2 separate regions of the Homo sapiens genome follow, and region 1 is linked to region 2. Evidence: read pairs that join two places in POLR2A ChIA-PET (ENCODE). Cell type or tissue: A673. All regions are shown on one strand.

Region 1 (2,500 bases), 320 kb after region 2:
GGCGGGCGCCTTTAATTCCAGCTACTCGGGAAGCTGAGGAAGGAGAATCGCTTGAACCCCGGAGGCTCAGGTTGCAGTGAGCTGAGATCACACCACTGCACTCCAGCCAGGGTGACAGCGTGAGACTCCATCTCAAAAAAAAAAAAAAAAAAAAAAAAAAGGAAACACGTCAAATGGCATCAACCACTCCCCTGTCCGCATTCTGGTTCCCTGTCACACCTGGAATAAAACCCCAACTCTGCCAGTAGCTCCTCTTCTCATCCTTTCCTTTTCCCTTCATACCTTCCAAGTTCATGCTCAAGACGCTCCACCTTCCTGCCTGTGCACGTGCTGTTTCCTTCGTCTGGGAGCCCCTTCCTTTCCACAGATCCTGCTCTGACCTGCCTCCTTTCTCCCTTCCTTCAGGGTGTCCCTAGCATGTCATTTCAGCCAGCCTTCCTGTCCTAGCGGTAACAGCAGCCCCAGACATGCTCCCAATTCCTCACTTGCTTTGCAACTTTCATAGCTGTCATCTCTGCTGGCCACATGTGTGTGTACTGACACACTCATTTCAGATGAGGACGCTGAGGTTCCGAGAGGTCACATCATTTGCCTGAGACCCAAGGTGCCCAAAGAGTGGGGCTGGGCTTTGAACTCAGGTCTCTGAGCACTGTGACCTGTACAGCATGGATGCCTTTTTCCCCCACACAGAGACACATCCCTTCCAGAAGTGGCACATGCATGCAGCACTGCAGATTCCTTCATTCATTGAGGGCTACCATGTAGGGTTGGGCAGGTCGTGCACTGCACAAGGGGGTCTGGCTGAGAGGCTGAAATCCTGCTGGGCTCTGCTTCCCAGGGCGTGTGCCAGTGGGGCTGCATCCATTTGGGGTAAGGAGTGCCCCTTCCAAGCTCACACAAGGGTGCCATCTGCGTGCCAAACCACAGACCTGGGAGAGCGGATTGGGCAAGGTGGGGGGTGCCTTTGTCTCATCTGCACAGAGGCTGCTGTATGGGCTGGCAGTTCTGCTCACTCCGCATTCCGTGCCAAGCCTCCGCCAGGCTCCATGGACACGATTTCTCCCTCTGCTGACAGAGTCCCACTGGCTGCTCCAACTGCACGCACGTGGTGCACACACCCAAGGAGACACAGCTCTAGGCCATTGACAACTCCAGCAGGGGGACAGGGAGGGAGAGCAGGAGCAGTGGCGCACCTCCCCTCAAACTCAGCGATACACGCAGACGCACCACACACAGACCACACATACACACACACACACACCACACACACCACACATACACATACACCACACACTGACCCTCCACACCACACACGCCGCACAGACCACACATACACACACACACCACACACACACCACACACACCACACATACACACACACACCACACACTGACCCTCCACACCACACACACGCCACACAGACCACACATTACACACACACGCCACACACACACACCACACACTGACCCCCCCACACCACACACACGCCACACAGGCCACACATACACACACACACCACCCACAGACCACACAAACACACACACCACACATACACACACCACACACACACACACCACACACACCACACATACACATACACCACACACTGACCCTCCACACCACACACGCCGCAGAGACCACACATACACACACACACCACACACACACACCACACACTGACCCTCCACACCACACACACGCCACACAGACCACACATACACACACACGCCACACACACACACCACACACTGACCCCCCCACAACACACACACGCCACACAGACCACACATACACACACACACCACACACACACACCACACACACCACACATACACATACACCACACACTGACCCTCCACACCACACACGCCGCACAGACAACACATACACACACACCACACACACACACCACACACACACCACACATACACACACACCACACACTGACCCTCCACACCACACACACGCCACACAGACCACACATACACACACACACCACACACACACCACACATACACACACACACCACACACACACACCACACACTGACACACGCACACAGGCCACACATACACACACCACACACACACACACACCACACACCACACACACACACCACACACTGACCCTCCACACCACACACACGCCACACAGACCACACACACACACACACACACCACACACTGACCCCCCCACACCACACACATGCCACACAGGCCACACATACACACACACACACCACACACAGGCCACACAAACACACACCACACACACACACACACACACCACACTGACCCCCCACACCACACACACGCCACACAGACCACACACACACACCACACGCACACACACCACACACAGCTTCTCTACCCCTCCTGGTCAGGGCAGCACCTATAGGTGGGTGGAGAGAGGACGTGCACCTGCAGACACAGCGGCCCCATCCAGACACTGGATGAATTCTTCCCTGACCTCACACAAAGCTGCGCAGAGACACTGCCGA
Region 2 (2,500 bases):
CACCACTGCACTCTAGCCTGGGTGACAGAGGGAGACCCTGTCTCAAAAAAAGAAGAAGGCCGGGCACGGTGGCTCACGCCTGTAATCCCAGCACTTTGGGAGGATGAGGTGGGAGGATCACGATATCAGGAGATCAAGACCATCCTGGCCAACATGGTGAAACCCCGTCTCTACTAAAAATACAAAAAAAAAAAAAAATTAGCTGGGTGTGTTGGCACGGGCCTGTAATCCCAGGTACTTGGGAGGCTGAGGCAGGAGAATCGCTTGAACCAGGGAGTGGGAGCTTGCAGTGAGCTGAGATTGCGCCACTGCACTCCAACCTGGTGACAGAGCGAGACTCCATCTCAAAAAAAAAAAAAAAGAAAAAGAAAAAGAAATTAAAACAAAAAAAGAAAGAAAGAAAAAGAAAATCAACTGTTGTGTTGGTCCATTTGGGCTGCTGTAACAGAACACCGTAGACCTGGTCATTTACAAACAATACAAATGTATTGCTCACAGGTCTGTAGGCTGGAAAGACCAGGATCAGGGCGCCAGAAGACTCAGTGTGGAGGGAGGGCCTGCTCTCTGCTTCACAGATGGTGCCTTCTTGCTGTGTCCTCACACAGCCAAAGGGGCAAGGGGCTCTCCCTCAAGCCTCTTTTATAAGGACATTAACCCCATTTGTGAGGGCTCTGCCTTCATGACCTAGTCACCTCCTAAAGTCCCGTGGAATACTATTGCATTCATGATCAGGTTTCAACATGTAAATTTTGAGGGGATACATACATTCAAAGCATAGCAACTGTCTGGTTATTTGGGATTTAGGGCCCAGTGGCCAGACCCACATGGTCACTAATAAGACATCCCAAATGGAAAGTCGGAAAGGCAGAACAGCAAACAATACTTATTGTCACTGAACTGACTCTCCCATACGAAACTTTACGTGTCACTTTTTAAATTTACTTTTGCATTGTGTGTGTGTGTGCGTGTGTGTGTGTGCGTGTGTGTGTGTGTGTGTGTGTGTGTGTGATGGAGTCTCGCTCTGTCGCCCAGGCTGGAGTGCAGTGGTGTGATCTTGGCTCACTGCAACCTCCCCAGTTCAAGGCGATTCTCCTGCCTCAGCCTCCTGAGTAGCTGGGATTACAGCCACCACTATGCCCAGCTAATCTTTTTTTCTTTTTTTTTGTAATTTAGTAGAGATAGGGTTTCCTCGAGTTGGCCAGGCTGGTCACAAACTCCTGACCTCAAGAGATCCTCCTGCCTCCAGCTTGCAGTGAGCCGAGATCACGCCACTGCACTCCAGCCTGGGTGACAGAACGAAACTCTGTCTAAAAGAAAAAAAAAAGAGATCCTCCCGCCTCTGCCTCCCAAAGTTCTGGGATTACAAGCAGGAGTCACCTCGCTTGGCCTGCTTTTGAATTTCTTAATTTGGATATGCTTAACATATCATAAGATGTACCAACTAAAGTACAATTCAGAGTTTTTCAGTATATTCACGTTGTGCAACCATCACCACTATCTAATTCCAGAACATGTTCATCATCGAAAAAGAAACGCCATTCTCTTAGCCGTCATCTCTACCCACCGTCCCCTAGCCCCTCAAAAACACGAACCTCCTTCCTACTTCTGTGGATTTGCCTATTCTAGAAAATTCATATAAGTGGAATCATATGTGACCTTTGATGTCTGGTTCCTTTCGCTTAGTATGTTTTCAAGGTTCGTGCGTGTCACACCACATGTCAGCACTTCATTCCTTTCCGTGGCTAGACAACATTCCACTGTGTGGATGAACCAACGTATGTTTATCCGTTCATCAGTTAATGAGCATTTGAGTTGCTTCTGCCTTTTGGCTATTATGAAAAACTAGCGGTGGGCCAGGCGCGGTGGCTCACGGCTGTAATCCCAGCACTTTGGGAGGCTGAGGCAGGCGGATCACCTGAGGTCAGGAGTTCGAGACCAGCCTGGCCAACATGGTAAAATCCCGTCTCTACTAAAAACACGAAAATTAGCTGGCGTGGTGGCAGGCGCCTGTAGTCCCAGCTACTCGGGAGGCTGAGGCAGAATTGCTTGAACCCGGGAGGTGGAGGTTGCGGTGAGCCGAGATCTTGCCATTGCACTCCAGCCTGGGTGACAGAGTGAGACTCTGTCTCAAAAAAAAAAAAAAAAAAAAAAAAAAGCTGGGCATGGTGGCTCACACCTGTAATCCCACCACTTTGGGAGGCTGAGGCGGGAGGATCAGCTGAGGTCAGGAGTCTGAGACCAGCCTGACCAATATGGTGAAACCCTGTCTCTACTAAAAATACAAAAATTAGCCAGGCATGTTGGTGGGCACCTGTAGTCCCAGCTGCTTGGGAGGCTGAGACAGGAAAATTGCTTGAACCCGGGAGGTGGAGGTTGCGGTGAGCCGAGATCATGCCACTGCACTCCAGGCTGGGTGACAGAGCAAGACTCCATCTCAAAAAAAAAAAAAAAAAAAGATGCTGCGGCCGGTGCAGTGATTCACACCTAAAATCCCAACACT

What was found. Peaks named below come from ENCODE experiments on the same cell type or tissue, not always from the same donor. Only the 100,000 strongest peaks of a DNase experiment are listed, where the experiment ranks them.
Region 1: POLR2A ChIA-PET joins it to region 2 with 11 read pairs; 8 of 35 experiments call an interaction of 5 or more read pairs at or near these places.

What each region holds. Positions count from the first base shown.
Region 1 is chr19:55,446,800-55,449,299 of GRCh38, forward strand. No RefSeq gene overlaps it. Among named protein-coding and RNA genes, the nearest start is that of SHISA7, 4.8 kb to the left of the region's middle. RefSeq lists a silencer at 243-537. In A673, no CTCF peak of the experiment used is centred here; a DNase peak (open chromatin) is centred at 1,092.
Region 2 is chr19:55,129,899-55,132,398 of GRCh38, forward strand. No RefSeq gene overlaps it. Among named protein-coding and RNA genes, the nearest start is that of MIR7975, 7.9 kb to the left of the region's middle. In A673, no CTCF peak of the experiment used is centred here; no DNase peak of the experiment used is centred here.